2 separate regions of the Homo sapiens genome follow, and region 2 is linked to region 1. Evidence: chromatin contacts called from ENCODE Hi-C or POLR2A ChIA-PET data. All regions are on one chromosome and are shown on one strand. Each heading gives the region's core, a stretch centred on a gene start or an enhancer-like site at or near the end of the contact. The rest is flanking DNA. Distances are from core to core; before and after follow the strand shown.

What was found. A loop is a pair of places that touch in the nucleus more often than their neighbours do. ChIA-PET counts read pairs that join two places held with the same protein, here RNA polymerase II (POLR2A). Pooled maps may share reads with other maps.
Region 2: a loop to region 1 is called in a map of gastrocnemius medialis, with 10 times the contacts of the local background. The contact joins two enhancer-like sites. A Hi-C loop is called at or near these places in 2 of 168 maps with a recorded cell type or tissue (Right ventricle myocardium inferior and gastrocnemius medialis) and 4 of 50 pooled maps. POLR2A ChIA-PET finds 5 or more read pairs at or near these places in 1 of 52 experiments (activated CD4-positive, alpha-beta T cell).

Annotation. Positions count from the first base shown.
Region 1 is chr10:4,662,010-4,664,546 of GRCh38, forward strand. All of the region lies in intron 1 of MANCR (mitotically associated long non coding RNA), which reads right to left. It overlaps LINC00705 (long intergenic non-protein coding RNA 705), which reads left to right. Exons shown (of 3, transcript NR_015425.1): 3 at 1-410. Among named protein-coding and RNA genes, the nearest start is that of LINC00705, 7.1 kb to the left of the region's middle. RefSeq lists enhancers at 1-311, 312-1,294, 678-1,877, 1,148-1,442, 1,168-1,462. Within about 2 kb of position 1,267, at least 24 of the 41 ENCODE cell types and tissues checked have a DNase peak (open chromatin) inside an H3K27ac peak, as active enhancers do; they include gastrocnemius medialis, where a contact is called at or near this core.
Region 2 is chr10:3,569,349-3,571,885 of GRCh38, forward strand. The region is part of intron 1 of LOC105376360 (a long non-coding RNA gene); the gene reads left to right. Among named protein-coding and RNA genes, the nearest start is that of LINC02669, 68 kb to the left of the region's middle. Within about 2 kb of position 1,276, at least 6 of the 41 ENCODE cell types and tissues checked have a DNase peak (open chromatin) inside an H3K27ac peak, as active enhancers do; they include gastrocnemius medialis, where a contact is called at or near this core.

The DNA of each region.
Region 1 (2,537 bases), core at 17-2,516:
CGCATGCCAACGGCCCTATTTTCAGCCACCCCTCTCCATGCCTCTTGTCTGTCTCTAGCTGACAAGCAGATTATCTCTTCTGTCCACTTTGTTTGCCAATGTACTTTGGCACCATTGAATTCCAACACATGAAGTAAACTGAACTGTGTACAACGCTGAGCACACACGTGGTTTGGAGAGCAGCCCCTTGTCAGGATCCAAAATGTTCCCAAGCCTTGTTGATATTTGGGTCACTGCAGATCTCTGAGTCCCCCTTCCTTTTTAATCTTCTTCCCCTCAACTCATTCTCAATTTCTCTCTCTGAAACCACCTGTGAACACACTTATGCATTCAAATAGATGCATACTGTTCATGCTTATATTTTTCTGTAACCGTCATATCTAATAAATACTTATCATCCAGGAAAAAAATGTTGTTGGGCAATAATAACATGCTAAATAATGGCAAGTCCATTATCATATTTTTGTAGCAGTATTTCCTTTACTTGTCACACACACTTGATGGAAAACTTCAAAAAGTTAATTTGAAGCAGTCTTTTCAGAAAACAAAACTGAGTAAAATCATTTACCATCGTTCAAAAGAGCAGTCCCCAATATTAACAGTAGCAGGGACCCATTTTGTCCACGGATGTGGTAGGTGGGGGATGGTTTGGGGATGAAACTGTTCTTCTCAGGCATTAGATCCTCATAAACAGCACCATCTAGATCCCTGGCATGCGCAGTTCACAGTAGGGTTTGCACTACTGTGGGACTCTAATGCCGCAGCTGATCTGACAGGAGGCAGAGCTCAGGCGGTTGTGCCCAATTGCCCACCACTCACCTCCTGCTGTGCATTCCTTACAGACCACGGACCAGTACTAGTCTGTAGCCTGGGGATTGGGGACCCCAGATTTAAAACGCTTTTTTAAAGATTGGCACAAGTATGCCTGTTTTTGCTGTAATTATATTAACTGCATATCTGTACACTATCCCGACTAGCCTGGCTTTTATTTCTGCTTCTTCACTTTGGTGACTTCTGTCTCTGTTTCCTGGATTTCCATGTTCCCTGTAAACATGAGTCTCATATTATCCTAGGGAAGCTACACATAAATCACCAAAGATCCTAATGTTCAGGAGAAAGGGCAAATTCTTTGTTCCATTTTGTTGGCTCTCGTTTTTTCCTTTCTAGTCCAAGTCAAAATAACTCAAGGGTAGTTGGGCAAAGTAGCCATAATGAGTAAACACTTAACAGGGCGTTTCACCCAGCAACTGTCTGCAGATAGCAGTTGCATGAATCATGCAGAACACGTGGATGTCTGTTAGTCTCCAGGGATTACCAGGCTCTGACTCAAGGGTGGAGTTTGGTTACAGAGGCACTTCACATGCCTCAGCAACCTGGGTAATGTCAGTTGATCCTATTATAGGCAGAGGATCAGCAGTATTCAGACCAACACTGTGTTCATTCAGTTCCAGTCCAAAATTACAGTGGCACAGCCAAATAAATCTAGGTGGCACAGAAAAAGCTACTTATAATAGAAGCTACTGGAAGTCCAGCTTAGCTATGGCTCCAGGCTTAAACAGATTCCCCTGTCAATATCCTATTTGTCACTCCAGGACGGTGTGTCAAAGCAACGGGCTAGGTTTCACCCTGCCCCTGCCTTCAGTTTCTTTGATGTTTAAATGCCTCTGTACAGGAATCTGTTTGAGAAACAGATCTATTTTTATTCATAATTACTTCTCCATCTGTCTCGGTATTTTCTATAAACAGAGATTAACGTCCTGCGTGTTAACCTATTTTAATCTGTGAACTATTCAGAGCCAAAATGTCTTTTTAAAGAGTAACAAGATGATATGAACATTCTGTTTCACAAGGCAGAGCTGAGCGTTACTGCAGGTTCTTCAAACCATTCAAAGAAGAATGGCTTTAAAAATAAAGTCTAAGGAGCGTTTCATTCACTACCATGAAACTACATATCAGCTTGATTTTTTTAAGCTAGCAGGAAAAAGCGTTCTCATGAAATGTTTAACGTGGATATTTGTCTTTGTGTGGGTTCTCCCTTTGATGTATTTGGAGGTAATTTAAGAATGAGGGTTTGGGACTGGTAGGGCCTCCATCATTTATTACACAATCTTGAATAAAACCCTGAAGTTCTCATTTCTTTAGGTTCTCCATACATAAAATGGGAACAAAAATGCCCAAGTCTAACTGAAATGTTATTGAAAGGATGATATAAAGTAATGTGAAAAATATATAAAGAATTGCCCAAATATGTGAAATCCTGTTATAACTAAATCTAGAGTCATTAGGTGGAACTCAACCATTACTACATAAATAAATGGACATTAAAGACTCATTGACTTCACTAAATCAACATCTGTTAAACAATTGTATAATATATGCCCTTGTGGATTTTGTGGCAAAGCTGAGGGTCTTTGAAATATAAGAAGTGAATGCTTGCATTGCTCATCTGAAAAATAATTTCTATATCTAGACATGTCCATTTCTAGCTATAAATGATAAAAGTTTGTTTCCTCATTCCACGGCTATATTTTTGTCAC
Region 2 (2,537 bases), core at 26-2,525, 1.1 Mb before region 1:
CTCTGATTCACAAGCACCTCTTTAAAAACAGACACAGTGTAACTAAAAGATAAATATTTAAGGTGATGGATATCCCAGTTACCATTTGATTACATGGAAGTATTAGATTATTACAGGTACCCCCAAATATGTACATCTACTATATATCAATAAGAAAAGGCTTGGAAAGTAAAAAAGGAAAAAAAACAGACATATACACACCCAATAGTGCACGTGCACATAACATCTAATTTTAAGTAGAAACGCAGTGATTTCATATCATAAAGAAAAGGAGTTTGGGGCCTTCCGTGCTGAGCCTTAGTGTTGGTAGGAAACACTAACAGGCAGTGCTGGGGACAAAATCTGTGGGACTCAAACAAAACGAAAATGTGGGTCCCCTTGTGAAGAAATCATGCAGATGGCCAAGGCCAGGACAGCAGAGGGCTAAGCTAAGTTCGTGTCCCATTCCCTGCAGCCAGCACTGCCCAGGAGCCGCCTTCCATTCTCAAACATGTAACACAGAGGCACCCGATGGCAGAGATGGCTTCACGCTAGCTGTGCAAAGCTGCCCACCATCATCCTGGAAATCATGCAGACGGCCAAGCCCAGGACCGTAGGGCACTAAGCTAAGTTCATGTCCCCTTCCCTGCAGCCAGCACTGCCTAGGAGCGGCCTTCCATTCTCAAACATGTAACACAGAGGCACCCGATGGCAGAGACGGCTTCACGCCAGCTGTGCAAAGCTGCCCACCATCATCCTGGAAATCATGCAGACGGCCAAGCCCAGGACCCTAGGGCACTAAGCTAAGTTCGTGTCCCCTTCCCTGCAGCCAGCACTGCCTAGGAGCGGCCTTCCATTCTCAAACATGTAACACAGATGCACACGATGGCAGAGACGGCTTCACGCTAGCTGTGCAAAGCTGCCCACGGTCATCCTGGGCCATGGTGCAAACTAGACGGTGGAGCAAAGGAAGTTTCAAAGCAAGCGCCCCTTCCTCTTCTTGGGCAAAACAACTTCTCTTTTGTGTTCTTCCAGCAGCCTCGACTGTAAAGACCTTTCGGTCACTGCATTAGCCCTTGTCTTTCCATCTGGCTACTCAGCTGCTGCTATTAGCTGAAACATCACTTAAAACAAGAAGCAAGGCATTAAATGTTTCATTCACCCAGGCAGCAGCTGTGGGGAGATAAAGGATGACATGCAATGGAGACTTTAAACACCAGAGCCCTGAGAGGACAGGGGTCTTGGGCGGCACCTCTTATTTTATCGGTGGGCAGCAGGCCTGTCCCAGGGAGTGGTCACTGGGGAGCCAAGCCTGTCAAACACCTTTTGGCAGGAATTGTCACAAAACAGGAACCTGCTGGGAGGACAGAGACATTTCAGCCAAAAAACAAAGGCCCTCGAGCCTTGGGCATTTTATTTTGCTTTGAAAAAAGACCTTTCAGCGAAGAAAATGGCATCATTGTTCTGCTCCTGAGCACTGATACCACAGCGGGGTCACTGTCCCCTAGTGCCCAGCACACCCTGCACAGCCTTGGGGACAGGGGCAGGGGCTGAGGGGCCACAGGAAGGCCCCAGTGAGGGGGAAATTGTCCTTCAGTACAGAACACTCATTTGCAGGGAATGTGGGGCTCGAGCCAAAAGGGCTGGCTGGCTTCATCGAGGCTGTGCATCGTGTTTGAAAGTGTGTTGAGCCATGTTTGTCCCCAGTGCCAGTCCCCACCTCCTATCCGGCAGGGCCGTCCAAGGTCAACGAGAAGAAATGAGTCTTTACTGAAATGCAGAAAGTACTGTGCTTCCCCAGCATCTGGAAAACCTGCCCTCCCTACAGCAGTGCCACTGGGGACAACGCTGTGTTCTCCTTGGGGGTGTGGCCAGTGGCCTCCCACTGTGGAAGACGGCCTGCAGGGCCTCTCTGCGAAGGTGACAACTCCTCTCAGCCGCTCCCTTGGCGAGTCCCTGTGCTAGATGAGCGGCTCGCTGGTTCCGATCATTCCTTTCTTCATTTGTTAACGGGGATTAAAGGACATTTCTCCAAGACCCCCTCCAGAATCTGCAAGACCCAGTGCAAAATGAACATGCAGGCCCCATGAACAAGCAAGGTTAAGAATTTCAAGGCAGTGACGAGGGGGCATTAAAGAACCCAGCATGGGGCCCTGCTAAGCTTGGGCCGGAGCGCCCGCCCAGGTGGCCCGTCCGTGACTTCTGCCCTGTGTGCTTGCCCGGATTGTTAGGAAGAGTGATCAGAAACGTGTGTGAAATCGGAGTGCTGCCCAGCTCTTGATAGATCCCGGGTGGATGATGGTCCAACTTAAACAGATGGCCAGGAAGGAAGGAAAGGTATTTCCGTGGAAATCATCTAAATCAAGATGCAGAGCCCACGTGTGAAAAGAATGTGTTGCTAAGAAGTCATTATTTAGATACAATGAGATCAAACTATATAAAGAAAATGAAGTGGAAATATGGGTTTTACCTGCCCCTCTCTCCTCCCAGTGAGAAAATGGAGTTGAAATATGGATTTTGTTTGCCCCCTTCCAAGGCGAAGAGGACGTTTGATGATG